2 separate regions of the Mus musculus genome follow, and region 2 is linked to region 1. A link is a loop called in an ENCODE intact Hi-C map of the cell type or tissue named here. Cell type or tissue: left cerebral cortex. All regions are shown on one strand. Links, peaks and the distances in the headings refer to the core of each region. The heading gives the core; the rest is flanking DNA.

What was found. Hi-C counts contacts between places; a loop is a spot of excess contacts. Peaks named below come from ENCODE experiments on the same cell type or tissue, not always from the same donor. Only the 100,000 strongest peaks of a DNase experiment are listed, where the experiment ranks them.
Region 2: a loop joins it to region 1, with 2.9 times the contacts of the local background. A loop is called at or near these places in 7 of 42 quality-filtered maps.

Annotation. Positions count from the first base shown.
Region 1 is chr10:120,855,896-120,872,025 of GRCm38, reverse strand. Msrb3 (methionine sulfoxide reductase B3) reads left to right here. Exons shown (of 7, transcript NM_177092.4): 2 at 875-991. The coding sequence starts at 916. Gm15910 (predicted gene 15910) reads right to left here and starts at 14,397. Exons shown (of 3, transcript NR_038023.1): 1 at 14,265-14,397; 2 at 12,967-13,078; 3 at 8,698-11,425. In left cerebral cortex, for the core only: CTCF peaks have their summits at 3,415 (motif pointing right), 7,378 (motif pointing right) and 10,658 (motif pointing left); DNase peaks (open chromatin) are centred at 7,385 and 10,657.
Region 2 is chr10:120,685,658-120,701,787 of GRCm38, reverse strand. It overlaps Gm35062 (a long non-coding RNA gene), which reads right to left and starts at 13,376. Exons shown (of 3, transcript XR_872122.1): 1 at 13,001-13,376; 2 at 6,977-7,188; 3 at 6,609-6,637. In left cerebral cortex, for the core only: no CTCF peak of the experiment used is centred there; DNase peaks (open chromatin) are centred at 4,194, 7,169 and 10,146.

The DNA of each region.
Region 1 (16,130 bases), core at 2,759-10,758:
ACTTTTATTTCAGGGTAGGGAATGGAGGGGGTGGCGGCGAGGAAATGATCAAGACATTAGTTTCATTCCATCTTTGGACATTAGGCAGTTGAAGTTACTTAACACGGCGTTTTTAAATAAAACACGAGAGATTGATAATCACCCAGTATTCTTCAATCTCATTTGAACTTAGTCCACACCAATCACGGCCCTGCGTGAGATCTTTACGCACCAATCATGGCCCTGCGTGAGATGTTTACGCACCAATCACAGCCCTGTGTGGCATGCTTATGAAAACCCCACAAGCTGGACTTTTGTCTTAATATCGTATAGGTTGGGGATTCTTCTACGTGATTCATTTCTCAAGACTTCAGTAAAATATTTTCTACCCCTTTCAATGTTGGGTCATGAGTTCTACTCCCAGAATTTTATTTAGAGGTTAAAAATCATAGAATTAAACGAAAGGGCACCTTCCCTATGCCTTCTTCAAAGTTAACGGATTGTGGAGCAAAGTCTCATAGTCGTCCTTCATCTTTTGTTTTTTTGTTTTTTTTTTTTTTCCCTTGTCTTAAAGGGCAAGTCTCTACGTAAGGACACATTTTGGCTCTGCTGTTAAATGAGCGTTTCCCACACCACGTTTGCTCTGTGTCCTTGGATCTTCGAGCCTCGATTGCACTCACATATGTACTGGGGATAAAGCCAGCCTCCTCAGCGAGTGCAGGAATTCACAGTGGCAGGGAGAGTCAGCTGTCCATCCGAAACCGCCGCACTATGGTTTATTAGCACTGTGCGTGCGCTTAGCCCTAGGTCAACCCAAGCCATCAGTTGTTCCATGAGTGTGCCTACCGTTCCTGAGGTTTTAATTCGTTGTTTTTGTTTCCTCTTTCCTACTCAGCTTCTGCCGCTGCCTTTGCCTCTGCTGGAGATACCACAGCTATGTCTGCCTTCAACCTGCTGCACTTGGTGACGAAGAGCCAGCCCGTGGCCCCGAGAGCCTGCGGGCTCCCCTCAGGTTGCCAATTGTTGTTCTGTGGTAGGGCACCGGGCAGAGTGGGTATTTCTGCTGCAGGAAATGGTACACCAGCATGCTTTACTAAACTTGATCTCTTTTATTTGGACCCTAATTTAAAGATGGAGATTGGTTACAAACCCTCACCGTCCTCTGAGTGACACCCATTTCCATGGTCCTTTCAATATTGGAGGTCCCTCGCCCAGCACTCACTTGTCACCAGTGTTTCCCCGTGTCGTCTTGTTCTCCAGTGCATGGGTACACATCTACAAGTCAGTGCACAGGAGGTAGAACTTTCAGCTTGTTAAGGGAATGCCAAGCTTCTCGCTGTACATGTGGCCGATCCTTTAGGGAAAAAGTGAAAATGGGAAACTTTAAGGTAATTGTGTCACGTATACTGTAGCCAAGAGTTTCTATTAACAAGAACCAAATAAACAGAACGGATATAGCATGTTTCAAACTGGGTCCAAAATTAGAACCACAGGCTGGAGAGATGGCTCAGTGGTTAAGAGCACTGGCTGCTCTTCCAGAGGTCCTGAGTGCAGTTCCCAGTAACCACACGGTGGCTCACAACCATTTGTGATGGGATCTGATGCCTTCTTCTGGTGTGTCTGAAGACACCTACAGTGAACTCACATACATAAAATAAATAAATAAGTCTTAAAAGATAAAAATAAGATAAGATAGAACCAGTATACTTTTTAAAGATGTGATTTTTAAGCACTTAAACCAAAGAAGCATAAAAGTTCAAACTTTCACTGTGTGTCTATAACATTTAAGTTAGTATCTCAATTTTATTATGAAATTCGCAATGGTCAAATGTTTTACTTCAGTGAATATGATTGTTAATACTATTTATAGTCCCATTACTGTATACATCTTTATCAATATATCCGGTAGAGAATTTTATTATGTTATTAAACACTTACAAAGAGTCGAATGCATGCCGTGAGCAGTGGGGATATGGTGATAAACAAGGCTCAGTTGATTGGGTTTTTCAACAAGTAGAAGAGAGAAATAAAACCGGAGGAGGCCCTCTGACCATATGTTGGTGTGGCTAGACTGGACACGTCTGTGCCTTGGGTAGAGTGGGGAGCAAGAGCGGAGTGATCCTAGCTGCCTTCTGTAGTGACAGAAGTTTTGGAAGGGAGGTGGCTCTCTGAAGCTTAGGAGGCCTCCACAAGGAAGATGGCTGATCGCAAAGCATGCGCAGCGGTTAATTGCATGGCCCGGAGTGGGGAGAGGGGGATTTCCAGTACAAGGGGTGGCGGAGGGGGGGGGGGGGCTCTGGGTTTTCCTACACAGCTATGATAGGGCTTGAGATAGCAACTTGATTTCAAGTGTCAGAGAAGGCACTTGTAAAAAGTAGATTTCACGTTGTTGATCTATGACAACTCAGGAGTAAATGCAGCCTACTGCACAGAGCCCCGCCCCCAACCCCTTTTTGGTACGCTGCTCCCTGGCCTGCGCGTGCGTGGATGGATTTGAGGGCGCGCGGTAACATCAAGAGTCGGGAGTCTTGAAGCCGGTGATGAGAGCAGATGGGAAAAGGTGAGGGTAGACAGAGACAGAGAGGCGGGCTGCAGACCTGGCAAGGCTCACCCATTGCATTGTGTCTGCACATGAGGGAAACCTTTCTACCATACGGCAGTTTTTCATCGCTATAGACACGTGCAACAACAACTGGACCACAAACGTACAGCCAAGGCTCCGTGTCTATTTTCTCCCTAACCCCCGTTGTAAATACCGCTACGGGGAAAAGCATACAGTTTTGTAGGGCGAGTTTGCTACCCACAGCGGAGACACAGAGTTTATAGAAGAGCAGTGTATTCCTTAAAATGTAACAGGCTCATAAAGTGTTCCACAAGGACACTGCTGAGTTGAAATACAAATGACTGGAACTTTTGATGACGAAACAATTCAGACATAAATTCAACAGAACCCGGTAAGGAGCAAGCCATTCCAGTAGGGTGCTCAGTGCTCAGCAAGCAATTCTGGATCCAGACTGATGGAAATTGGAATCTGGCTTTGACTCTTACTGTCTGGACGTCTTAGTTCCCATATTTTCAAAAGAAAGAAAATAATAGGTCCTGTCCAAAATGGCTGCTGTGAGAATTAAATAAATTAGCGTATCAAAAAGGTTAGGACACTGCCCAGTGTAAGCACCATAGGTATTTTCACTAGGCTCATTACAAAAATGATATATATTTATAAAATATATTTATATTTTTAAAAATGGATATATATTTATATCCATTTGGATTTATATTTTTCCATGAAAATAGGCTTTTAAAAACACTTAAATGTGTATAAATTTTCTCTCTCTTTCTTTCTTTCTTTCCTTCTTTCTTTCTTTCTTTCTTTCTTTCTTTCAAGACTTATTTATTACTTATATGTAAGTACACTGTAGCTGTCTTCAGACACACCAGTAGAGGGCGGCATCATATGTCATTACAGATGGTTGTGAGCCACCATGTGGTTGCTGGGATTTGAACTCAGGACCTCTGGAAGTGCAGGCAGTGCTCTTAACCACTGAGCCATCTCTCCAGCCCCCATAAATAAATTTTTTTTTAAATTTTTGATGCACTTTTATTTTTATAAAGTTTATTCAAATGTATTATTCTATATAATCTTTTAGTGCTCTCTGAAAGATCAAAATATATTTTAAACTAAACATGCATGAAAAGTTCAAGGTATCTAATTTTTTTTTCTTTCCATTTTTTATTAGGTATTTAGCTCCTTTACATTTCCAATGCTATATCAAAAGTCCCCCATACCCACCCACCCCCACTCCCCTACCCACCCACTCCCCCTTTTTGGCCCTGGCGTTCCCCTGTACTGGGGCATATAAAGTTTGCGTGTCCAATGGGCCTCTCTTTTCAGTGATGGCCGACTAGGCCATCTTTTGATACATATGCAGCTAGAGTCAAGAGCTCCGGGGTACTGGTTAGTTCATAATGTTGTTCCACCTATAGGGTTGCAGATCCCTTTAGCTCCTTGGGTACTTTCTCTAGCTCCTCCATTGGGAGCCCTGTGATCCATCCATTAGCTGACTGTGAGCATCCACTTCTGTGTTTGCTAGGCCCTGGCATAGTCTCACAAGAGACAGCTACATCTGGGTCCTTTTGATAAAATCTTGCTAGTATATGCAATGGTGTCAGCGTTTGGATGCTGATTATGGGGTGGATCCCTGGATATGGCAGTCTCTACATGGTCCATCCTTTCATCTCAGCTCCAAACTTTGTCTTTGTAACTCCTTCCATGGGTGTTTTGTTCCCAATTCTAAGGAGGGGCATAGTGTCCACACTTCAGTCTTCATTCTTCTTGAGTTTCATGTGTTTAGCAAATTGTATCTTATATCTTGGGTATCTCTCCAACCCCCATAAATAAATTTTCATTTAACTTCTTTTACTTTAACAGTACCACAAATGCATGTTGCTTGAGATATATCGCCTCTCTCCGTCTGTTGTCTCTTTTGAACACTGATGTTGTGTGTGTGTGTTACTTCTGTGCATCTCTGGCAGTCAGGTGACAACTTATGGGTGTGTTGTTCTCTCGACCACATAGTTCCTGGAGATTGAATCCAGGTTGCCATCTTTGGCTGCACGTGCCCTTACCTACTGAGCCATCTTGCCTTCCCCAGCCTGTGTTTGATGTCTTTATTCCCTGTGGATGCTGGATGTTGTCCAGCACCAGACGTCACGTTCTGTAAATATGTGTGTCTTCCATTCTCACCACCCCATATTGACAAAAACCCAGAGAAACCTTTTTTTTTTTTTCTTCCCTTGGACTGGCAAATGAGTTGGTTAGGGTTTCTCTCACTTTCAAGGGTCATTCTTATTTGAAGTGCAGTGAGCGAGCTTGTTATCTACGCCTCTAATGGGGTTTTACTCTTTGAGAGGCAGGCACGCTGAGAAAGTTATTAGATTTAGCGACAGTGATACAAACTATTTGAACTTTCAAATTTAAAAAATGTCGTTGTGATGACGAGAACCCTAACCTTTACGACTTGGTACACAGAGGGAAAGAGGGCAAAATGGGAGGCATAGGAAATTAACATGAAATTTTTATTTCTTGCTTTAAATCCCTGTTCCTTGGCCCAAACCCATTACGACAGAAATGTCTGTAAATCAAAAAAGATTTTGGTTCCTTATCCCCATTAAATTTGAGTACTGAATAATAATTCAATATCGAATAGCAAATTAATTTTGAATAATTATTCAACATTGATTTTGAATAATAATTCAATACAAAATAACTCCAGAGCTAAAAGGAAATAATAATTGAAACAGGCTCCTAAGATTGATCGTAATGGGCTGGCCTGCTGGAAGCCTGTATCTCAGAAGTGATTTATCATTTTCCAGCTCTGGCTTGCCTTTCTCCTTATTTTTTTAATAATGCATAATTTTAACTAAGAGCTTATTAGGTGCATCTGAGTTATGGTTCACTCATGTTTGTCATTAAAGGTCATTTTTCTCACTCAGGATTTCTTGGTAATTTCCCACAACAGCTCCTGTAAGTATTATAAAGCACCCCGGGCCCGGAGCAGAAACTTTGACCACAGTTCTGTCCTTGGCTTGTGTGTGACCCTGGACATGTCTGTGAGCCTGCCCAGATTTCCTTCTCCTCTTCTTTAAAATGAAGAAGGAAAGTTAGATAATCTGTTCCATCATGGAATTCCGTGCTTTGTTTTTCTTCTTAGCTACAGTTTTCATTTCTGGCTGGAGGTGAATTACATCGCAAATGTCAGTATTAATTATTACTCCAGACCTACAGGAAAGTCTGCTAGGTAGTACTTGAGCACCAGAATCCTCGTCACTAAAGCAAGATGAAAGGACTATCCGAAGAGGGATCGTGCAGCAAAATTTGATGCACAGTTTTAATCCTAGGGAAAATTTGGTATTGCGGTGGCTTAGATCAGATAGCATGGTAGTTCTTGGCCAACTAGAGGCGCTGTCTAGATAGGTCTAGTTCTAGTTCTAGTGATAAGCCACACTTCACACCATGCACACAGGAAGCAGTTGAGACTCTGAAGTCACCTCATCGACCTGTTTAACAAACCAGCCCACGACTGCTAGGTCGTTTGGGAAGATAGCGTTCTAGTGAATAAATGAAAACTCCCAAGGGCTCATTCCGAAAATGGGGTTTGAAATACAAAGACCATGCTCTGTGAGAGGAGAACTAGTGAACCAGGGGCTTGCGACTCTAGAACGTGACACAGCGTCTGGTGGTTGGTATTTCTTAAACGAATATATATGCACACATATATACATACACACATGTATACATATACACATATACACACATATATACACACACTATATACATATTCACATATATACATACATATATATACACATACACACACATATATACACACACAAATACACATACACACCTATATATACACATATACACATATGTATACATACACACACATATATAAATATATATATACACACATATAAATGCACACACACATATGTACCATCTAGAATTTATTTGCCTTTTTCTCTAAAATAGTATGAGTTCATTGGTTTATTAGTTGTTTGAAGGTGCATACATAGTTCTTATACTTACTACGAGAATTAAGAACTCTGGCTCATCTGGTCACAGCTGTGGAGCAAATTAGTATGTTTGTACTTTATTGAGTACAGATGCACACAACAGCATCTCTGTAAAGCAAAAAGCACCATTTTCAATTAAAACTGACAATAGTTCATTAGCAGCAACTGGTGTTACATCTACTTTAAAATCACCCCGCCTACCCACTGGAACAGCACAGTCTCTGTTAGTGCTGTTAAAATAGGCCTGTTAAAATCCGGACCACCTCCTATGGTCTTCTAGGAAACAAACAAATCAACCAATCAAACAAACAGTTTTGTGGACACAATGTGTTTGTAGTTTCTCGTTTTCTATTGTTCTTGTTCTAAAACCCCTGGGCTCTGCGAGAGGAGCTCAGAGCCTGTTCTCAGGCAGACAGGAAACCACTGTGAAAAGGACCAGGGTTTGGTAGCCCTTGGTTCTCTGTTGCTGTCACTAGTACAGTTCTGATTTTTCTGCTCACCATTTCCACAAGTTCATCTCACCTAGATTTTTAATTATACTAACATTTTGAAGAATACATAGAAACACAGATATGTATGATGTGTACGTGTGATATGTGTGTGTGTGCATGAGCGTGTGTGTGTGTGTGTGTGTGCATGTGAGCATGCAGTTCTTCAGGCTTGATGCGGGGCCTCGTACATGCCATATACACTAACAGGCCAGGAGTGGTGTGTTTGTTTGTTTAAAGAGGGATAACTTTAAAAACAGAGACAAGTTTCTGCATAGTTTGCAACAGAATTAGAAAGCAGCTGACTGGTTGCTACACCTGCCTTCCAGTAGGTGGCGCTGGCTTTACATTTCTTTCACAGCTTGTACTGCAGTGTTAGCATTGAACACATAGGTGCATTGTAAAAATCTGAAAGTATGTAAGGAATATCCAGTTAAGAACATATGGATTTACGAACCACACTTTCCCTGCCTATACCGTGTTCCGACGATATGCGTAGAGTGAAACCTTTTTCGTTTTCAATAGGACTCCAACCCCCTTTACTCCGACGTTTCTTGGAAATGTCTTTCATATGTAGACTCTCTACAAACTAAAACAAGTTTTTGTAAATTAACTTATCTTGTACCAAATAGCTGATTTAGCAGTAATTTATAGCTTTATATGCAGCTAAATTTTCTGCAGCGGACCACCCAAGAATTAAAGAAAACTACACATTTTGTTTTGCCATGTTTTGGATTTTTATAGAATCTCGAGATGTTATTAGTTAAACATGTTGAATGTTAAGCATGGATCAGTTTTTGCATGAATGGAATATTTTAGGAAACTAGAAAAATTATATTTTAAATATTTATTAATGAGTTGATTAATGAGTTGAGTATTTTTGAAACAAGATTTAGTAGCTTTATAATATAGTAAAGCTTCAATTAATATGGAAAACTTGATATGTGGTGTTGTTTAAAAAATCATTTGTGGAGAATGCATATTTTGTCAAGGCCGATTTGTCACAAAATAATGTATATGTATAAATCCAAAGTGCCAGGCATATGCCTTACTAAACTTTGTTAAATGGCAAACAAATCAATAATTATAAAATCCATAGTGCAGTAGAATAGTCAAGAGAGGCATGGAGAATATCTTAAACACATTTCAGTATTTCTTCTTGAACATTAAGCATAACAATGAGTGTAAAAGATATAAAACATTACTGTCTCCAACACTTCTATAGGATAAGAAAGTCAGCGCCTTTAATCCCAGCACTCGGGAGGCAGAGGCAGGCGGATTTCTGAGTTCGAGGCCAGCCTGGTCTACAGAGTGAGTTCCAGGACAGAGAGCCAGGGATACACAGAGAAACCCTGTCTCGAAAAACAAAACAAAACAAAACAAACAAACAAACAAACAGTCAGGACAAGATGAATGTGGAGACACTGCTTAGCTAGGCTGGTTCTGCAGTTACCCATGCTCACAGAGATGTTGGAAACGATCAGAGAGGAATGACAGGATCTTCCCCGCAGCCCCTGTGCATGATGAAGCAGCGAGCCAGAGGGAACTGCAGAACACGCCCCATCACACCTGTGGGTTTTCACCATCAGTCTTGCCCAGTTTAGAGTTTCAACTGAAACAGTTTAGTCAGCAATCAAACTTTTCATGATTCCTTTTGCTGGATACATTTTAATTTAAAGTTATTTAAGCTAGGTTATTGAGACAGAGTGACAAAATGATAAATAAGCAAATGTAGATATTTTGTGCCTTCACATTTGAAAGCAACTATTTATGGGAAAGCTTAACATCTGTTAGAAATGCCTTAATTTCCCCCTTTATCTGTATTTAATACGCCCACACAAGTATCACTTATCTAAAAATGCTTCAAAAGTATTTACTAGGTACACAGTGGATTAATAAATTATATACTTGCACAGTTACACATATTAACTTTTATGATAAATACTTCTCCCTTCAACACTACTTTATGATGCTTATATTCAGCCACGCGATTACAGAGAACGGGATATTATTTTAAATCAATAGATTATTTGAATTTTAGGCAAGCCAGGAAAATCTACCATTGTAAATATCTTTACAGTTGTAATTTTATAAGATTTTACTGCCAGAATACATATTATCTCAGGATGACTCATTCCACTTGATTAATATTTTAATATCACCCATGTGATTTTATATAACTTAACCTCAAGTTTCAGAGCCTTTTACTATAGTTTTGGCATTGATGAAGAAACAAATTATATATTCCTTACTGGTTTGTTTTTATTACCAGTTTGCTGTGGGGCCCCGGAAGCATCCTTTTCTACCTTTTATTCCATGTCTTCAACTGTAAACTAAGAGTTATATAACATTTATTATTATTATTATTATTACTTTTACAATTAGACAGAATTCTCAAGTGTTACATTAGCCGAAAATTTCCCAAACCTTGTAAAATAGAACCTCCACTTCTTGCTATCCAAGAGAAGAAAGCGGAGAAAAGAAACCAGGGAGCAGCCGGCTAAAACCCGGAGAGGACGATGGGGTGGCCAGGCAAAGTATTTCTTGTTACAGGAAATGCTTGGATCCTGTAAAGTACCAGAAAGGCTGAGATTTTTGACTGGTTGATTCACTGCTCCATTCACACCAGAACCACGTCTGTCACATCACGGGCACCCGATGCATGTCTGTGGACCGGGTGAATGTCGGTGAACAAGCAGTGGTGGCGCCCGCCTTTAATCCCAGCACTTGGGAGGCAGAGGCAGGCGGATTTCTGAGTTCGAGGCCAGCCTGGTCTACAGAGTGAGTTCCAGGACAGCCAGGGCTACACAGAGAAACCCTGTCTCGAAAAAAGAAAAACAGAAAAAAAGAAAAACAAAACAAAACAAACAAACACCCCTTAGGCCTCAGAACAGTGCCTCAGGAAGATGGCCGCTGGAAGGAAGTACTTTACTGATGCTCTTGTGAGTCCTCATAGACACTCCCTTGTCGTTTAACTATAGAGGCAGGAGAAGGGTAAGAAATGTTTTGCTGCTTTCTGCACCATACGGCAGGATGGCTTCCTGGGACCAGATTTCACAGAGGACAGGAAAGGGTGTCAAGGACGAGGTAGCTGTACCTAGCGGGGCGTGGAGCTGGCAGGAGATGACCGTGTGCTTGGGGAATGTGAGTTAGCAGTAGTGGGGCATAGTAAGGTACCACAGAGCATGCGCTGAGGAGAGCGTAGTCAACGGCTGGGTACAACCTCCAGGTCCGGGCTCCTGTCACATAGGCGTGTGAGCACACCAGGTAACTTCTTCAGGCATTAACTGCTTCTTAGGGGTTTTAGTCTAGAAGCTTGTCAGTTTTCAGTTTATAAGATGAGGAATATTAGTTCTGTTATTTACCCTGTAAATTATCAGTTGATGCTACGATATATTACTGTCTTCATAAATTTGAATACTCAGCTTTTTCCACTCTACTATTTTCATAATGAGGATTCAGCTTAAAAAAAAACCAAAGTGATGGGGGTTGGTGAGGGGGCTCGGCTGTTAAGAGCACTGGCTGCTCTTGCAGAGGACCTGGGTCAGAGTCCCAGCATCCTCGTGGCAGATCCCAACTTTCTGCTAACTCCAGTTCCAGGGGATCCAGTGCCCTCTTCTGGCCTCTGCTGGTACTACATGCATGCTACACCTACTTTCAGGCAAAACACTGCTATCCATGAAATAAAAATAAATAAATCTTTAAGACAAACATTGTGATAAGGACATATGATAGTTTGGCAGTATTCTTTCCTCTTTCTAGTGGAGCATAGATAATGTACCACATTTTAAAATGTACAGTAATATGAGAGTCTTTCTGAAATGGACCACATGAAGGAATCAGGTTGATTCTCCTAACCTGATTTGACTATGGGAAATTCCCCCTCTCTCTTTCCAAGGGGAACAACAGGTTAGCATTTCTTTCAGGAGTCAATGTTTTATAAGATACTCTCTGGCCCATGCTGGATCAACAACCTCATAACCTTACATTTAAGAACAGTTATGCTAGTCCTGGTGAAAAGACTTGAACTCGGACCTCGAGAGAAGTGATGAAGGATCGAGTACTTTCAAAGGGAACAGTTTCCTTACTCCATCCTTATTATCATTTTTATCACTCTGACTCACTCAGCAAACATCACTGTATGTTTGAAACCGAGATCTAAGAAACATGGGCACAGGTAACTAGAAGACATCTTGGGGGAAGCTTTCAACAGTAGCCACTGAGACGGAGACTTAAGTAAATAAGCAAGCCAAGTTCAGATCGACATTTGTCTTGCACCGACTTGGTATTTGGTACAGGAAACGCAAAGGTAGCGAGTAAATACGCAAGCTCCCTCTCTCCTTCGAACATCAGTAGAAGCCGTGTGCCTTTTCTTGAGTTTTCTGTGTGAAAAAGAAAAATGTTAAATTGTATCCTCTTCTCCAGAACATCTTAGGTTCCGCTGGGCTAATTGGTTAACTATTCATCCTGCTGAAGCTGCACACTTGGTTTTTGTCATTGTACTTAAATCGAGACTCAAGTTTGAAGCACACCATGAGTTAATTTTGGAGACATAAAAAAAGCTGAGTTTTTAGGCCACCCATTTTCTTTCTAAATGAAGTATATTCAAAGTTGTATTTAAATAAAATTTTGCGTGATAATCTAAGAGAGGGCTTGTTTCAGTGGGTGGTTACCTCTTATCTCTTAAGCAGACTGTGATCCCCAAAGGGGAAACTGAGGGAGGAGAGATGGATAGAGAGGATATGGCCTGCAAGTGTGTGTGTTTGTGTGTGTGTGTGCTCTCACATGCATACAAATCATTTTGATTGCGTGTAAAATGTAGAACTGAACTGAGTCTGTCTGGTTTTAATTTTTTTTTTCTCTATGGGCTATGAAGTTCAAGTGAAGACCCATGCTTTAAAAAAAAAAAATTAAAACCAGGGAGCTGCAGGTTTGTCAGAGTCTCACAAGCAATCAGATAGAATTGACATGAAGTGACTTTCCCTTCCACTGCTATCCCTAGATGATGGCAGCGCCTCCGAAATTCTTTTTTTAGTCATATGCTTTGCAAGCAAGAAAATGCTTTCAGGATCAAGACATGCCTTAAATATTTCTCTAAACCCTGAACTTCACGGTCCACATTAACGCGAATATCATTGCTCCCAGGGTTTGCATTAAGTTTGGAAGGGTTGATAAAGTAGTTTCTAGTTCTCTTGGGAGTTTAACAGATGCTGATGAAATCATGACCGTATATGGGCTTTACCATTAAAAGTTTATAGCATGCAAGTCAATATAGACGCCGTAGAAGATGGCTTCTATCTCAACGGCCATCCAACGTTTTTTTTTTTTTAATGACTCTTAGATCAGGATGAACGAATCTCCCCGTTGTCTGCGGCCAGGAGAGTCATGCAGCTTCATGAACAAGGCCTTGCTATTATGGCAAGAATTTCCAGCCATCCTAATTAGCCCAAGATACCATGTACCCCTGTCTGCCCACAGTAGGAAAAACAAAACATTCGTACACTTCCCTCCTTGGCTTTAACAGCACTTCATTTCTCAGATGCCAAGGTTTCGCCCTTTTGAATCTGAACCTTTTCCTGCTTGGAGAATTGGTAGCTTCATAAAATTAGCCACTCCAGCTACAAACATTCCTTCTGCATAGTTGTCAGCAGGCTGGATGCTCCCAGCCTTGGCTTATACACATTTAATCCCACCCCATCTATCAGTCAGCTTCTGGGGTGGAGCTTTCTTCCCTATTTGGACATTTCCTGACACTCTGATTTTAGACATCTGATTTCTATGCTTCCTATAGACTGCAGAGACAGCTAGACATTCATTGTCAGTCTGGATGGGAAAAGTTCAGGGTGCAAATGTGTGTTACCTCGCTTTATGCAGAGCTCTGTACACGCCTTCCCTAAGGACGCAGGTTGTGCTGCCCTCTTACCGTTCCTGCTTCTGTGTGTGCGCCTCAGGAGGCAGGAGCCTTCTTTGATTTGTCCCGAACTCTCCAGTGCTCAGCTGAAGTCTTAACTCACTGCAGATACTTCAACAAGTGACTGTAGAGAGAATGAATCACTACTAAGTTCAGAACTTTGTATCTTGAAGAATTTACAATGTTTCTAGGAGATGTCCCCGTGTAGTTGGACCGCACTGTATTTGCTCACGTAGATGCTACCCTGCAGAGCAGACAAGCTACCACTGAAGGCTGGCAGAGAGGAAGCCACCTGGATGAATAGAGTGGTAAAGAAAACGGGCCTCAAACGTCTTGTGAGCTGGCCTGTCCACTCTGCCAGGATAGAAACCGGAGGCCAATTTCATCGTTTGGTTCTGTGCCTGTAAAATACGTGGCATTACTTAATTCAAGAAATGTTTTCATTCTTTATATTATGTGTTTTTAAGGGCTTGGAGCACAGGTGAAATTAAACTAAGTTTGATGTAAAAAATTAAGGTTTTTTTTAAAAGCTCAGTTGGGGTATTAATTCTATACTTTCTTTACTTATGGATGTCCCCTGCCATTACCTACAGGATTACCCTGAAAGGGGAGAGGTGCCTTGTTTAAAATGTTTAAAATGGCCAAAGGGTTTGTTCTCTATGCTCGTGCAACGTTCATCTCCAACAAACCCTCCATTGATACCTGTCCCGTGGAGCTCGAGGTTGGTCTGGATTTAGATAGGCTGACATTAAGCCAGCAAGCAAGTTAGACACACTGCGTGTCTCTAAGCCAGCCCGGTGAATATACTGTCAGAGACGCGCTGGGTAGACACAGTCTGAAAGGTAGCCCCCGAGAGCCCTCCTAGAAACAGAACCTACAGCAATGTTTAGTAATGTAAAAAAAGATCGGATTACCGAACAGTCAAGTTTGTTGGCCTCAAGGCTTGCCCTTTGCCCATGTCCTGCGTTTATCCTGCTCTCGCTCTAGCTTTCTGGCTGCATTCACGTTACCTGTTTCTCTGTCACTCATTTATGAGCTGTACAGCGTCTTCATCTGGCCATCTCCTCTATGCGTTTGGAACGTTCTCAAGACATCCTTACAATCAGCTTCCTCTCCTTCTCTAGGACTCTGTCCAAATTCCACTGTAGTGAGCGCCCCCTACCTACTCCACTGAGACTGCAGTCCTCCATAGCCTGGGGGCCCTGGCCCTGCTCCACCCTTGCCTTTCCACACTTCCGTACTTAGCTTAGCACCTTCTAAAAGACCTTCCTCTAGACCTCCTTGTTTCTCCTGTGTTCTGTGTAGCTTACCTCTGCCATCACGGGAGCTCCAAGGCAGAAGGTCGTATTTGTTTTCGGCTCTGCACTGATCGCATAGAGCAACGCCAGTGTTTAGCCAGTCCTCAAGAAAAAGGCGGAAGCCATGAGCCCGCACAGCGCAGTTAAAGCACTGCTGCACGCATGCTCAGTAGCTGGCAACAGTTTGGTGACTTAGGAAACTGGTCCTGATTCAGAGTTCTCAAGGTGAGCAGTGCAGCCCCAGGTTTGGGGACGCCAGGCCCTGACTCTGCATCCTAACACTTTGAGTGGTGTGTAGTCCCAGATATATTTACTCCGGGGGAAGAGTTCGAACTGAGGCTGCCTCTATAAGCAGGAGCCCTCTGTCACGTGCTATTTTGTTCTCTTTAATGAATTGCTAGAGTTGTAAATAAAATAAAATAAAATAAAATAAAATGAATAAGTAAATAATAAAAGAAAAAGGAAAAAAAAGAACACAGTGTGGTGTTTGTAAGACACATTTGCATTTTATTCTAAAAGTCGGCTAGATTTAGTTTCATAATCTCCCACTTACAGACTCTAACACCCCCCGAAGCCTGAAATAAAATATTTTTCCAACATGATAGACTAGTGTGAACTCGAACGTGGAAGTTCACAGTAAAAATTAGCCTATGCTTTAATTTTACGTTGCCTGTCAATACAATAGCTGGATATTCCTACATTAACGTCACCATCTTAAATCAGAACAAGATAGATGGCTCATATTTATTACCTTGGGGAAAATAGTCAAAATTTTCATCTTTCCCTAGTTCTAGAACAGAAATTCAAATTCTGAGATCTTCAGGTGTGGGTTTTATTTGGATGTTTCTTTCCCACACCGAAGTATAAAATCTATGGTTCAACAGAGCTCTCAAGCACTTAGGTGACGGATCTGATTTACTCCGGACAGGAAGTAGAAGGTCCGCTCCGCATTTTGTAGATGTGGTGAGAGGCTTGCACGGGCTTGCCCCTGATGCTGAAGGATGTCGGGACAGCATGCACGCAGGGGACAGCAGGCGTGCAGGCTAAGGGCAGGTATTGTTGGGGGCTGGAGAGATGGCTCAAAGGTTAAAAGCACTGACTGCTCTTCTGGAAGTCCTGAGTTCAATTCCCAGCAACCACATGGTGGCTCACAACCATCTGTAATGGGATCTGATGCCCTCTTCTGGTGTGTCTGAAGACAGCAGCAGTGTGCTCATATATATGAAATAAATCTTAAAAAAAAAAAAAAAGAATTGCATAAAGGCAAACATTGTTACTTTCTTGTGTCCTGCCAGGACCGTGAGTTTCCTCCACTTGTCTTAACTCCTTAGTGCAAGATTTATTTTTAATTGAAATTTACTGCATAATTTGAGAAGAGAGTTGTTGCCTGATTTTTCTTACTCACAGAAATAGGTATATGGTCCGACAACTGCATGTTTGAGTTGCTATGTCTTCTTAATGAGTTATGTTATAGCCAATCCTGGGAGCCTAGTTTCTGTCTGTAAAATGGACATATGCATCTGAAAGCATGCATGGTGTAGAATGGAACTTAATCTTAGTACTGTCTTCTCCCTTACTTCCTATTTTCTTCATTTTTTTCCAAAGACTTATTTATTTATTATATGTAAGTACACTGTAGCTATATTCAGACACACCAGAAGAGGGCATTCGATCTCATTATAGATGGATGTGAGCCACCATGTGGTTGCTGGGAATTGAACTAAGGACCTCTGGAAGAGCAGTCAGTGCTCTTAACAGCTGAGCAATCTCTCCAGCCCCCTTTCTTCATTTTTTTTTTTTAAAGGTAACTTGCTAGAAAAAAATGCTTTTCTGAGGGTCTGATAGAAAATAATTACAGTAGAATACTGGTACAGAAGC
Region 2 (16,130 bases), core at 3,163-11,162, 170 kb after region 1:
TCATACATTTATACAGCACATTCTGCTTAGGTTCCCTGCCACATTTTGTGTCTTTCCCCCCCACTCCCATCCACCACTGAGAGATCCCAATCCGCTTTCGAGTCTTGTTTTACTATTATGACCCACTGGGTTTAACCAGGACCACTTGTATAGGCAATGTATGTGAAGCTTTCTGCCACTGGAGGAGCATAGAGAACTCAGGCCACTAAAGGCAAGGACTTCTTGTCCTTTGGAAACGTGTAGTTTTAACTGTTAGATAGTATGCTTGACAACCCAGCTCTTGATGTCTATGCTGTCTAGCTCACCTGTGATGCAACAAACCCTATTTTATTTATTTCCTAAATTGGAAACAAGGAAGTCCCTCTGTTCTCCTGGACTTGTCCAGGGAACCTCAAAAACCTTGTACGATGCTATGAAGCAGAACCATAGGACAGGGCAGGAATAGGTCCCTGGGAAAGGAAAAATAAGAGTACAATCCCTTCCTAGACCCAGAGCAGAAGTAAGGCATTCTACCCTCTATTTTGTGCCTCTCCCGGAGCTCAAAACCAAATTTCCTGGAACTAGGACAGAGGAACACTTGCTATGGGAATATAGTTATACATGCTAAAAGACATCTCTTAGAGCTTTGGAAATACATTACCTCCACACATAACCAAGCAGAATTTAATTGTCTTGCTATGAGCCCAACCCCTTGCTATGACTGTCTTGAAAACCAGATTCTGTGGGCCTAGACCTTCTGGATAGAATAATAGAGTTATAGACAGCTTGAGGAAAGAGAGGAAGAGTGGGAAGCACTGAGGTTGATAGATACATGGGGAGGCGGGGAGGGCTGGGACGATAGACATTTGGCTATTCTGCTTTTAGCCAGCCCGTGTTCTTACCCTTATACTCGACAGGTATCGATAACTTTTAGGGCCTCCAGTTTCTTTTTAAAGAGTCTAAATGGAAAAGTCCTCATTATAAAAGACCAGCATCCTCTTCAGTAGGTGCTGCTGCTCTGGAAAATGTTTGTGCTGCATTTTCTCTGCTTGCCACTTTAAGCCTCACCTTCCTTTGGCAGACCTTCCCAACCCCTCTTCCTTGGCATGAGGAAGCAAACATGTCTGCCTGAAGCTTGTATTTGGACATTAGCAAGAATGAGGGGTGGGGGATGGAATGGATTCTGTGAAGCCAATTTACAGTTGAAGAGACTGGCAAAGCACAGCGGTGCCAGCACCCTCTGGCTACTCTACCTATGATCTGGGCTGGGTTCCTGAAACCTCCCTCTTCCCTCGGCCCTCCAATTCATTGCTGAGTTACTAGGAAGTCTTGATAACCTCATTTTGCTTAAATCATCGTGGATTCTGTGGTTTGTAACAGCAGCAGCAACAACAGCAACACACACACTGGGGTTGGGTCTTGGGTCTCTCGTTGATAAAAGCTGCTCTCTGAGTCCTTGGTTTGGTCCATCGGACAAGTTCAGGTTGTGTCTCCCTATGAGAAATTATGATTTCAAATTGCCTCAAAGAAGAAGATACCAGGGACCTGGGACGAGACAGGTAGTACTGTTAGAAGTATACAGTGGATCCTAAGGTTCATAGATCCCGAACGCAGGATCTCTGGTCATTTCTTCATGTTCCTGAAATGAAAGAGGCAGAAAAGAAGTCACACTGGCCACACCTCCATGGGCCACAACCCATGACTTATAAACACACTTCATGCCCAGAGAGGTGCAATAGCATACAGCCTTGTTCAAAGGGCATCCATGGGTGATGCTATCAAAGAGATCATCCCAGGGGCGGTTTCTAGAATCATCAGCCAAGTAATATTGGCTCCAGGATCCATTATTATCCTGACTCAGCAGGGTTTTCTGTTTGCTACTGATTCCGATTAGTAACTACCAACTAGTTCTTTCTTCTGTTTTTTAAACTGGAGGCTCGAAACAAAAATAAATAATCCCCGGTTGTCCTGTTTCTCCTAGCCATGGTATCAGTAATGCATTCACAGATAGCTCACTGGGTCAACTCCGGGTTTTCAGTAAGGGATCGAGATTTGGTTGGTTGGTTGGTTGGTTTCAGTTCTGACTGTCGTTGATCGATTTCAATCCATTGCTGTAATTTGGATCCGAAAGGTCCTCTAGGCCCTATATGTGAAAGGCTTGGTTCTCAGCCTTTGATGTTATAATCCAACTTTAAGATAAGACTGCAGGGGGTGGGGTGAGAGCATATCCCCCGCCCCCTCACCTCCCCTTCCCCCTCCCAGGCTTGTTGGAAGCCATGAAGGGAGCTAGTGCTTGGCACGCCCCCCTGTGGCGATGCACTGTCTTTCAGCGCTGGAGAGACAATCCTGAAACCAGCTCCTAAAACAAACCTTTCTTCTGAATAAATCACCTCAGGGAGTTTGTTAGAGTGACCAAAGCACTTTGGTTGGAATAGTCTAGAAGGAGAAGTATGGTAGGAATGCAAAACACGGCCCAGATATCTTGGCAAGGATCAAAACCTGGAAGAAAGTTTAGATACCAAAAGTTCCACCTGGACCTCGCAAAAGGCTGGCAGGGATTGCCTTCCTTCTCTAGCCGAGCAGTCTGCTTGACGAAGGCAACCATCGTGGATATGCAAGCAAAGTGCCCTTAGACCCCTTTGCAGGCCTGAGCGAGACACCTGGTAGGAAGGAGTGGGTGTGTCGCGGGCAGAGGTGGGAGGAGCTTTCTTAAGCTAGCTGATTTACTGTGCCTGGTCATTTCCTACCCACAAGTCCTGGGTCATTCCTAGATCCCGTCACTTCTCACCCTCATGAGATAAAATCACAAATAAATAGTAATTTGAATGGGCAGACGCCAGCAAAGCCTTTGTGGGGAAAAGCGGAAATCTGAGGAGAGGAATTTGTAACTTAAACTACTTTCAAACCTCAGAATTCTCTAATTTGGAAGATTTTGGGCTATTTCGGACAAATTCAGATTCTAATATTTCCTTCACTTTCACAATGACTGCCCCTACCCCCGCCCCCATCCTGCCCCTTGGCTCCTTTCTTCCTCTTCCTGCTTAAGTAGGATATGATCCTTACACAAAGCTCGTCTTACAGATTCCATTTTATAACACCCAGCAGCCTAGTCATGTCCAAAGGAAAACCCTCCCACCTCAGAAGAGTTTTGATAGGGGTGTTAACGTATTAGCAATGCTAGCTACTTTTTTTGTTTGGTTTGCTTTTTATTTATGATGGAGATAGATATCATTTTGGCAAGAAGGTATTTACTCACTCTCTCTCTCTCTCTCTCTCTCTCTCTCTCTCACCACACACACAATTGAAGACACTTAGAAAAGTACCAAAGAGAAGGTAAAAACCCATAGCATTCAAACCGCGGTGTCTCCAAGGACAGACCTCAATCCCCTTCAAGCTCCCCTCTCTAATCAAAGGCCTATTGGGTTCACATTTTAAGCTGCCTCCCTTAATTTGAGAGAAATCTAGATCCTGCAGGCCAGCATCCGGGGCCTCCCTCATCTCCATTCATGCCGTAATATTTGGCAGGTATTTTTTATAGTTTGTGGTTTGCGATTAGAGTGATTTCTTCCATTTCTTTTCTTCATTCATGATGCTGAGAGGACTTTTTTTGTTGTTGGTTTTTGTTTTGTTTTGTTTGTTTTATTTTTTGGTTCTCATCTGTTTTTTCGGGGCGGAGTGGGCAGGGAATGGCATCAGTGTTTTTACTCTTCTGCCTTTAACAAGAAGGCTTACTTTCCACAGTAATTATGTGTCTGCTTTTAATTTTTGCACCCCGAGAAAAAGTTAAGGGTATCATGTCTACAATTCTAGATAATTCTGAGCTGGTGAGGTCCCTGATCAAGGCGACCTCCCTAAACTGCAGTTGCTTCTTTTCCGATGACAATGACGACTTTCCCCACAGCCCTGGCACCTGGGGTAGAACTTTCACAGGAGAGATAGCCCAGCTCCCTGGGAGCTATCAGCACAGATTGCCCATGCTGAGAGAACAGACCGCAAATTATCCCAGCTGCAGACACTTACACAGTACAGGAGGGAGAGCAGAGGCCAAGGCCGGAAGGTGGCGAGAGTTCCAGGGAAAGAGCAGGGCCTGCAAAGGATGTGTGTACCCCTCCTGCTGCCCACGAGCACCCAAGGCCTTTTCAACTACCCAGAGAGCATCTGGGGAGGGGGAGGGGCTGGGGTAGTGGGTGTGATGCGCAGGAGGTACTATCTGCTTTGCTAGGGAGCTGCGAAGTTGAGTTCAGTGGAGTAGCCCCACCCTCCCACTCTCTCATCCAGAAGAGACGAAGAGACTGTTACTGCCCAAGTGTTAGCTACTTCTGCCGTCTGTCGAAACGAGGGCTTTTGGACGAGATTACATCAGTTTTATAAAATAAATAAGCTACTGTTTTGCACATTTGAAGTGTAAGGTGTGAATCTTGGCCCTGTAACTTCTGCGGCTTTAGCTGCCTCTTTCAGCTGGAGGGGGGCGGGAGCTCAGCTTACTCTGGGCTCTGCCACTGATTTGGTGTGCGATATCGGTCAAGACGCTTACATTTTCTAGGGTTAACTGTCACTGACTCTGAAAGAAGAGGGTGCACCGGGTCAGATCGTTTCATTTGCTTTTGTTTCTGTTGGCTACAAAGGTTTTTTTTTTTTTTTTTTTTTTTTGCTAAAAATCTTACTTAGGCGATATATAGTAATAGATACAGTTAGAGTTTCACTGGCAAGGGGGTGGGGGTGGGGCGGCGGGAGGATCCCAGGCCACATTCATGCCGGCAGGGAGCTCTGAGGTTCCCCTGTGAGCCAAGTCACCTTCACTGAGATGAGATGAGATGAACTGTTCTCATTCACTTTGAAGATCAGTGAAGACTGCGGCTTCTCTAGTCCTTTTTACCCTGTTGCTTGCTTTATTTATTTATTTATTTATAAATATAAATGTGAAGAGGAATAAATGCCATGGCATGTGTGGAGGTCAAAAGGTTGAGAGTATTTATCTATGAAAAAACAAAACAACAAAGTCCACCCCCTTACCCCTTCGGTAACCATGAATTCAAAATAGAAACAGTCACTATAGTCTAATCAGTATGGTGGAGTCATATCCTGGGCCAAACAACAGCCATCTACCAGGTGACCCACAAGACACTTCTTAACCTTGCCAACACCCCAGGAGGTGGCTGTGATCCTGATGTGACAGAGGAGGGTACTGTAGCTCACTAACTTGCTCCAGTAAGATAACTACTACAAAGAGGAGTGGGTGTTTAAGAAGACATTGACTGTCATTAGGAGGAGAAAAACAAGTTCAATTCTGTAATCAGTTAACAAAAGCGGTGCAGAGGCCTCAGCCCACAGAACCCACCATCCAGGGATTCTTTGCATGGGAAATGGACAAGGAAAATGTTGGAAGAGACAAAAAAAAAAAAAAAAGTTCAGAATTTTAGAATTTTAAATGTACATTAAAACTCCTTGCAGCAGTGGAGACAGCCTGTGGGTATTCCAGGGAGGGTTACCAAAAACGCAGGCTCTGTCCCCTCCGCCCCTTGGACTTATATTTTAAGAAGTTCAGCCATTCCAGTCCATGCAGAAAAATACTCTCAAAGGAATATTTACAATGTGGATCTTATATTAAACATTTGGTTTTATATACTTAAATATTTATAAAGACATATGTGGAATAAATTTCAGCCTACAAACCGAAGTGAGCAAAACATATCAATTTCCCCTACTTCTTTAAATCAATGTAATTTTGTGACTCTCAGCCTTCATCCTTTTTTCAAAGATGGCAAAAATATTTACCTCCTGCTTGCGGACTCTCTCTTTCCCAGAATGTAGAATGTTTAATTGTAATGAAAACAGACAACTGGGAGGGGGGCTGTGCTCTTCAGTCTCTGGGTACACTGGGAAGCCCGTAGTTCTGCCCTGAATACTGGTGGTACCGTCTGAGGTTGGGGAACCTTTCAGAGAATATTTGCTAGGCACATCAACAATTTATCTCTTCTGAGGAGGGCCTGCTGTCTGAACACAGTCCTTGTGGCACCTCACACTAGCCTTCCTGCTCAGAAAAAAAAACAAAAACAAAAACAAAAAAACCCTTGACTTGCCTTAATGCTCTGTCTTGGCTGTTTTGAAATTCCAAACAAAAGACTCCATTTTGCCTCTGCCCTTGTAAACTGCCTCTGCCTGCAGTCTCCACCTCTGCCACCTCTCCTCCCTTCTTCAAGGGTCTTTGGTTCTCTGTTTCCATCTTATCAGGGAGAGGAGCCACTCTCTCCCACTGTCTATGCTCTAATGACTTTACTTGCCCGCCCTGGAGAATGGGCGTTTATCTCCTGAGTCAGGTCAAGAAGGGCAGCAGATGACGTCCGGGATGGGGACGTTGTGGTCTTCCGTTTTGCAGAGGTCTTGTCTTTGTTAGCTAACTTTGTTAACTCTGAGATTGGTTTCTGACGGTTTCGCCCGCTTGAAAGGAGATGCTGGGATTCGAATTCCAGCACCAATTGCTGCTACACCCAGAAAAAAAAAACAAGGTGAGAGCCAGAAAACACAGGTTGAGAGGGTGGTAGCAACAGTACACACCTTTAAGCCCAGCACTTGGGAGTCAGAAACAGGTGGATCTCGGTGAGTTGGAGGCCAGTCTCCAGAGTGAGTTTCAGGACAGCCAAGGCTACACAGAGAAACCCTGTCTTGAAAAAAGACAACAACAATTACAAAAAAACAAACTAACAAAAAACAAAAAGCAAAACAAACAAAAACAGACAACAAACAAAAAGCCAGACCAGACCAAACCAAACCACCCCCTTCTCCTACATAAAGCAACCGAACAGTAGAGACCTCAGTTGGATGTGACAGTAGACAGTCTCATACAGATCTCAGTTCAACCTGGGACACTTTAAACTGAAAAGAGATTCTGCTCCCAATACAGCAGTAAAATGTGAACTGGGGCCATTACAGGGTGGGGACAGATGCAAATGTAGGAGGGAGGGAGGACTTGAACCTATGTGGCCCCTACTGTTCTCACATTCATTAGGAGACTAGGTCAGCCTTCTTGACCATGAAACCTTTCCGCTGCGGTCTTGTTGATTTCGTTGGGGAAAGAACAGGCGGCAGGCTGGGCGGGCTGGGTTCGCGAGAAGGGAACCGCATTCGTGAGAGGTCCTGAATGCGCATTCCGCAGTTGCAATTGGCCAGCGCTCCAGGCATGAATGGGGAGAGTTTCATCTTCACGATTTACTGAAAACAGACGGTGAAGTTCGAGAAGCAAATGTGAAACGCTCATTCCGAAAGCCTTTTTATATACATGTTAAATCAGTGTGTGGGAAAGAGACCACAGAGATTGTTTAAACATTCGTACTGATGACACTCCGGCTCTAAAATATGCAGTTCCTTGTAGTTATAGGCAGAATTAATCACATATGGAGGAAGTCATCTTTTGAAACCGGATTAAAAGGAAATAGTTCATAACTCAGTGATATCAACATGCACGCCCCTCCCCCGCCCCCCGCCCAGGCCTGGGACACTCCTCTGCCTCCTTATCTCCCACTGTCTGAAGATGTTATTTTCTCACTTGGGGTGCCATGATCCAGCTATGTGACTCTGCAGAGAGAATCTGGATGTGGAGCCAGAATGGAAGAGATATCATTTAAGCCTGACTCAAGACCAGAATAATTAGGAGTCTCTTCCTGACCCTCGATTCTGCAGTTCAGCTGAGGTCTCTAGTCCTACTGTTAATAGGAAACATAGGAAGACAGGTCATCTCTACCCTTGAACTTCATCAGGAGAAGGCAGCAAGACATTTGGCTTAAAGAGTCTTCCCTCACCACTAGCATCCATCTTTAACTACATTACCCCAAGTGCTTGACAGGGACTTTTGTCAACCACAGGCAGTTAGGCAGCTTGGGAAAGAACCCTTATCTATGGCGCTCACTGGGGAAACCTATGGCAGTCACCTAAAGACAGTCTAAGTACTGGTCCAAGTCTCTCTCTCACTCACTCACTCCCCCTAAGACATCATGTGCTGTACAAAGTACTGGTAGGTGAACCCCATGTGTATCACCCACGGAAGTCATCTGGTTTTAAGGGAGCTGCTGTTTTTAAAAAGAGCAGTCCCACTAATACCCCCCCTCTCTCACCCCTCTCTTTTCCTTTCTTCCTTTCCTCTACCTCCTCCTCTTCTCCTCTTCTTCTTCTTCAAGATACACTGAGTTGAGAATATCCACGTTCATTTTGAAGTTCCTTCCCTTAAATGAGAGATTGTGTGTGTGGATGGGGGTGTGGGGTGTGTCTGGACTGAGACATGAGGCAATTCCGAAAATATGAATGAAAGAATATAAATATTTCTCCGGCCTCTGTAGTCTTCATTAAAGCACACCAGAGGAAGAGCCGGGCTGCCCTTCTATATTTAATTTGGACTCCAACCTCTTCAGCAGCATGATTAATTTTAGCTTATCATATGGAATGTCTGCCTACCTATAAATAAGTCTATTCATCTTTAGGAGGGCATAAATATGCCTCCTGTTTTACAGCCCCCCAAAAAAACCAAAACCCCAAAAAACAAAACCCTTTCATATCATTGTAATGAGATCTTTTTCCAGGACAATAGCTCAGCTCAGCCTCGGTTCCATTGTGCTTTCTTAACTTCCTGTTTGAAAAGTGTGTAAGTGAAAGTGTGTCTCCCCGGATGATTGTGAGCAGTGTTAGGTGATGGGATGTGAACCATGGATGAGAAAGGAGGACCTGGGCAGATCTCAAAGGAATAACTACAGAGAAATGGAGAAGAAGAACAGGGAGGAGGAAGAGATGGAGAAGGGAGAGGTGGAGGAGGAACAGGAGAAAGCAGAGGAAAGCAAGAGGGTTGGTAGTGTAAATCTAAGGTAGAAATGAAGGTGTTTAATTTTTAAGCTGTTCTCTCTGCTGTCCCCTAAAATGCTGGGAATGCTACCCACTGTCCTTGTTCATTAGCAAGCAGACTCTGCATTTCCTCATATCCCAGCGTTCCCTGGGCTCAGGTAAAGTCTATATGTCTGTCTACACAGAAAACGAATTTGCCTACACAAAACACCAAAGGGGATCGTGTTGTCAGTCGCCTTGAGGCAGACGATATTAAAAATCACTTTCAGGGGACTTGGCAGTGTGGCTCAATGGTAGAGAACTTGCCTGGCTTGCCAATGTGCTGGGTTTAATTCTAGCTCCACACTCTCCTCCCCCCCAAAATAAAAAAAAAATTGAATTATCCATCACAATTTTAACACATACCTCAAGTAGGCTTTATTGATAAAAGCAATCTATTAGGTACGAGATGATACATTTCTTGAAAATCATATTGCTGTAGGAAAATGTACCTCTTATTTCTAGGGCTATAACCCACTCCTTGAACTCAGACCTTTAAATGAAAGCTCACATATGGGACTCGTGCATAGGAAACACAGGGCCAGTTTTCCCTCCCTAGCTCAGTCCCTATTTAAAAAAAAAAAAAAGATGTGACTTCTAGAAGACAAAGGACTTGCCTTTCTCCTGACAAAGCTCTTCCCACTGGTGAATAGTAAGCAAAAGCAGTGTCCCCAGGAACGTCATGTGTCTGAGCTCCCAAGGGCAGGAAGCTTTAGTTTACCAGGTGTCTCTGACCAGTTCCAGGTCATTTTTTTCAGAAGCCCCTGCTTAGTCATGCTTCCCAATGCCCTGGAAGCACAGCCAAGCAAACAGAAGGCACTGAGGCTATCTTCCCGAGCATGGCTGCTCTCTGTGATATATAAACACATATTCACAGAGCAGGCAGGACTCATGAAAGATGCTGAGATATCAGTGAGCGACCCCACAGTCATTTCTACCACCAGTCAAATGGTCACGAAGATCCCGGGGATTAAATATAGAAGACAGGGCTAAGGAGCAAAGAATCACTCAATTGACAAATGGCTGCCACCTTTCACCCAGTTGCTTCTACTTGTAGGATCTAGGCTCCAAACACTCACACAGAAGTGCTGGCAGTACACATTGCCATGGTCTAACCCAGGACTGGGAAGTAAGAGGATAGAGGCTTTCTGGATAATTTGATCCAATGAACAACCCCCCTCACTGCGTAGTAACATCAACGTTCATTCTTGCAATCCAGGCCTTAGAACCAAGTTACATGGGAGACCATGTTTGTACAATGTCCTTCAAAGAATCTAGTAACTAAACTCCACTGGACGGGAGCCAAGACAAGCCTTTTTAATGCCAAATTCCACTACAGTGGGTCATGTTATTGGATGGCTCCAGTGAATTTGGGACAGGAAAAAAGGGCCCTGTTTCCTTTAATACTTTGTTATGTTTTCTTTCTTTCTTTCTTTTTTTTTTTTTTTTTTTTGGACTGAATTATCCAGATAATTGCTTCACTTTTCAGCTGAGCTTGTACTTGAAGGAGCACAGAAGATGACCCACTGAATTGGTTTTTTGTCTTTTGCTGTAATTGGGTTATCTGCAAATCTTAGAAATAAGTGTTATAAAACATAACCTTTATATGTTTCAAAACTCTTTTATGAACTTACACATCTGGGTTTGTTTGTTTGTTTGTTTCCTTTTTTGTGAGTCATTCAGAAAAGATTTACTGAACCAAACTAAAGATTTGTGTCATGATATTTGTTTAGGGTGCTCTAATGAGCTGAAAAACCTTGCAAGTGTTAGGAAAAACACAGGGAAAGGAGCAGAAAGAAAAAACAACAATTTCTTCTGAAATGCTGGTTCCTTAAAGACAAAAAGTCACCACTTTTAAACAAGTGCATTTGAAGCCAATATAAGGCCTGTAGTTGGGAATGGATCACAAGAGATCCCTTGCAACCTCTGTTACCTATTCCATTATTAGAACTATTTGGAAAGTTCTAAAATACCACTAAATAGTGCTCCATGATAAAGTGGCGATTTTATCCACGCAGCCTCTCATGTCTACTTGCTCTATATCGATTTCCAAATCTCACTTGTGGGGTATGTGTGTGTGTGTGAGAGAGAGAGAGAGACAGAGACACAGAGAGAGACACAGACAGACAGAGATTGTGTGTCTGAGAGAGAAAAAGATAGAGATTGTGTATGTGTGTGTGAGAGAGAGAGAGAGAGAGAGAGAAAGATTGTGTATGAGAAACAGAGATAGAGAGATGTGTGTGTGTGAGAGAGAGATAGGAAGAGAGAGAGAGATTGTGTGTATGGGGGAGGGAGAGAGAATGTGTGTGTGTGTGTGTGTGTGTGTGTGTGTGTGTGTGTGTGTGTGTGTTTAGACAGGGTTTCTCTGTGTAGCCCTGGCTATCCTGAAATTTGCTCTGTAGATGAGACTGGCCTTAAACTCAAAAATCAGCCTGCCTCCTAAGTGCTGAGATTAGAGGTGTGTACTACCACTGCCAGGCTCATTCCCAAATCTTAGCAGTTCCCTTGAGAAGAAAGTGATCCTTACATGGTCATGGCCGTGTGTTTGGATTCCTGGTCTGATAGTGACCATTACTTTCCTGTGTCTTGTAAGCACAAGAATGGATAGCCCTTTGCTTAACGGAAGTGACATTATCCACGGGTCAAGGACGGAGATGTTACAGCCTGAGGGTGTTACGGTTCAATGATAGATTTGCTGATAACCTTTGAGTTGTTAAAACAAAAATATGTTCTTAACATATAATTACATCTTCCACCCTCCCACCCTCCCCACCCCCGCTTTCCCCCTTCTTCCATTTCCTTCAGTATAATCCCATACCTTTTTCTCTTTCTCATATACATGGTCTCTAGCACCTCTCTAAATGCTTTAACATATGCATATATATATATATGTGTGTGTGTATGTATATATTATGTGTGTATATATGTGTCTGTGTGTGTGCATTTCTTAGAAATGTAAAAACAGCATGGTCAGTACGTGTAATCTTACTTGTGTGGATATAATTTCACAACTGGCCACTTGCTATTGGATTACTAATTGGGGAGCACTTCCTGGAGGAAGACTTTTTTCATGCTCTCAGCTGTTGCTAGTTGCCTGTAGTTCTTTTTCTAGAGTTGGGGCTCCATGAGATTCCCCCCTCCCATGTTAGCGTTATCTGTTGGCGGTCCTGTTTAGGCAATCATGTTATAGCGACTTCACGGGCATTGGTTCTCCTGGAATGGGGATTACACACAGCTGTGAGGCTCCAGGGTACTGGGAGCTGAACCCAAGTCCTCTGGAAGGCTGGCTCATGCTCTTTACTGGCAAGCCATTTCTCTACTCCTGTACATTTGGTTTGAAACTGATTTCCATTTTTGACCCATAGAACAGGGTCCACATTAACTTCCATGCTTGCAAGTTATCGTCAAGGCAGCTAGTTTCCAGGACAGAATGCTCTGGAGAGACAGTTCTGAGGTTCACAGAGGGCTCCTCATGAGGACTCCGAAGAGAGTTGACTAGTATGGAAGTGTACCAAACTGTCAAGGACTAGGGCGAGCACCAAAGAACATAACTGAGCATTCAGAAAGGGTAAGGGGCAAGGGTTAGTGTCTGCTCCCAACAGCCAGGCTGGGGAAAAAGCCCTCGTCTTCCATTCCACGGGGGCACCAAGAAACATCATCTTGCCTCAGAATGAAGGAGTAAATAACCAAGACCAAATGCTGCTGTGGAACAGGCTAACACATTTTAAAAGGTTTCAAGAAACTTAACTGCATCTAAGAACAAAGCTCAAGACGATTTAGGGGTATTAAAAAAAATATCCAGGACCCAACAAGGTACAACTCACAACGTCTGGCTTCTAATAAAAAAGTGCCAGGCATCCTAAGAAGCAGAAAAATATGACTCATTATGAGGAAAATAATAAATCCATTGAAGTCTGCCCAGAACTAACACGATGTTAAGATAGGTTACCTGGAAATGTCGAGTGACTGCTATAGTAAATACTAAACGCTGAGGAATAGTTATACAGGATGTACAAGAATAAACGCACAGTTAGATATTCGAACGAAAAGCTAGAATGTCCGAGGGGAAAACAGAAGATAAGATTAACAGTGAGTAAAGCACGGTAGAAGGAAGAATAGCAAGAGCTGGGCAGATGCTCAGCGGCTAAGCACTGACCTCGCAAGTGTGAAGATGAGCTGGACCCCCAGAACCCGTTTAAGTGCCGAGTGGAGGCTAGGTAAAGCAGAAACAGGATTCTCAGAGTAAGCCGGCTTGAGACTGGCCATGAGTTTGACTGAGTGCCCTCGCTCCCTTGAATAAGGGAGGAGGAACAGTCAAGGATGGCTCCTGACGGCATCAGGCCTCCACGTCCACGTCCACGTCCACGCCAGCGTGTGCCCACATGCACGTGCACCCTCTCACACGTATGTTCACATAGGCACGCGCAAACACACCGTCACACAGCGTACATGTGTACACACAGAAAAAGAAAGAAAGAAGAAATAGTAGTGAAGTTTTAAGGCAGTAGTGAGATCTGTGGATCACGGAGGGAAATGCCTTTTTGAAAACTCATACAAGCTCCGGTTTCTGGGCGACAGCTCTCGGGGGGGGGGGTGGTGGGGGGGGTGGGGGGGTGGGGGGGGTGGGGTGGGGGGGGTGGGATGGGATGGGAGGGCCTACGATGGATTTTTCCAGCTGCTTAGATCCCTGCGGCTTCCTTGCTTCCCCTCCTTTCTGGATCCTGTTGAAATGTTTCTTCAGAGTGTGAAGGTTCACCAGGTTTTCGTTACATTCCTTTCTCTTCGGATCAGCATTGATTGTGACCCAATAAACCCAAAGTGATTTGTCTGTTGTGTAATTTTCCTAATTAGAGTCCAAGTAAACGAGCGTGACTAATGGAAATGGAAAAGCTCTCACTTTCAGCTTGTAAAACTCAAATTCTGTTAGGTTGAAGTTTTCCTGCAGTTCCGACCTCGGCAACAGTAGTTTTCAACCTTCCTAACGCTGCAGCCCTTTAAATACAGATTCTCAGGTTGTGGTGACCCCCACCCCCAACCATAAAAATGGGTTTTGTTGTCATTTCATAACTGTCATTTTGCTACTGTTCTGAACTGTAATGTAAATGTCTGTGTTTTCCCATGGTCTTAGAGACCCCCGTGAAGGATCATTTGACCCCACAGGTTGACAGTCATTGCTCTACACTTTTGGATGGGAATCACTTCATGGTCTATGACATCATAAAGTTTTACACGTGTGTCACCAGTATGCTAGGGAACCCACCACATTCCAGAGAGGGCCTGAGGATGCTTGCCTCTTTCCTGAAGAATCCTGACTTTGGTGGTATTGTGTCTTGAGACCCAAGTTTCTTCAGACATGTCCAACCTTTTGACACCATGCCTCAATGTCACCTGGATTTTACTTGAAAGTCGAGGCTCTCGATTTAGGTCCCCATGCTTGTACTACTGATTGCACCATGTCCCCAGTCCCTCACAGATGTATTTTGCTAGGGCCACCCTGCAACTTGCCATGCAAGAAGCCCTTCAGTTTCTGGGTTAAGATGGTACCAAGGTCATGAAATATAAATACCAAGCTTTGAGCCAAGCCGCTTCTCCTGTGAAGTTTGTGGTTCTGAATAATGACTATATTATTATATTGCTGAGAATCTCATGGGTTTATTAAAGTGTGTGTGTGTGTGTGTGTGTGTGTGTGTGGTGTATGGGTGGTATGTACGCATATGTGTCCACACACATGTGTCTCCAGTGGTGGATTTTGGATTTCCTTCTCATTTGTTCTCCACATTGTGTTGCTTTTTGAGACAGGATCTCTCGCTGAACCTGGCCATCATTGATTTAATTGATTTGCTGTCCAATGAGCTTCAGAGGTCCATCTTTCTCTCTGCTGCCAACACTGGGCTACGGGTACATCACCGTATCTACCTTTTCCACTTGGGTGCTGGGATCAGAACTCAAGTCCTTGTGTGTCTCTAGCAAGCACTTCATCAGCTGAGCCATCTCACCTTATCAAAAGTTCTACTTTTACACGAACAGATGCTTCTTATTACGGGGAACGTTTGAGTCTCATAGACGGTCTGAAACCAAGTTTACATTCTGCCATAACTCTCAAAGTGCTCATTAAAATATACACGATCTAAGGTTTGGCTATTAAGCAATGGTTAAGTATACCGTTGACTCCTGAGACCGTCTCTTCTCTGATGTCTTTCTGTTGTGTTTGGTTCATTAAGATGACATCTTTGTGTCCTGAAAGGTAGGCAGTATGCAAGCAAGCATTATAGAGAGATGGCTTCAAAACAACTCTGGCTCCCTTCGTATGCCCTCTAGCATAATTTTACTAGATCCTGTAAAGTCAGGGAGACTACTCCACAAATGTTTCCCTCCTTCCTGCCAGTCCATCCACGTAGCCACTATACTTGGGACATGTGCTATAGGAAGGGCTCTTTATTTGCCTAGTCTATTTTAACAACCAACAAATGGGTGCCGGCCTCCAAGCCTCCCACTGCAATTCGGCAGAAGTTTAGAAAGGCCATCTGTTGCCTCAACTGTCTGTGGAGCCGAAGTGAGAGCTTATCTTGGTGCTCTTGAGCAGAGCAACAGGAAATCATCCGTCACCCAGTGACACGTTAGTACGGCTGTCCCAACGGACGGATGTCTGCAGTCCCATACATTCAGGAAACAGAATGGATCACCCTGAGCATACAATAGACTCCTAGACCTTCAAGAAACAAGGAGCTATTGCAATGGGGCCAGATGCTTCCAGAACACAAAGCCATTTCCTATGTGTGTGTCTGTTGCAGTCCGCATGCAAACGAAACTCTCAGGCCTTGGTGTCTGGCTGTGGCTGGGGTTACTGCTCTGGGGTTACATTGGGCTTTAACTTTTCAGTTCTTAGAGTAGAATTAGCAAAGTGTCTGTGTGAGATTAGTGAGTGCAAGAAGCTGGCTCTTTGAGGCCAAAGAAAAGCAGTGATGGCAGCCCCCACGATGAGCCTAGCAACCAAAGGCTTTTTGCAGCTAAGTTTGTCACTCTTCCCTCCAGCCTCTGACAACTAAACTTACTTCTGCTCAATTTCATTCTCTAACTTGCCCCCAAAATACAGATTCATCTTTGATCTTTCTTATTCTTTCACCATTGATTCAAAAACCTACTTTTTTTTTCTTTAGTCCCATCTATCCCTTCTGGCTCTAAAAAAATAACCATTGTAAATAATTTTTGAGCATTTGTTATATACCATATACATTTTACACACACACACACACAGAGAGAGAGAGAGAATAGACATCACAATAAGA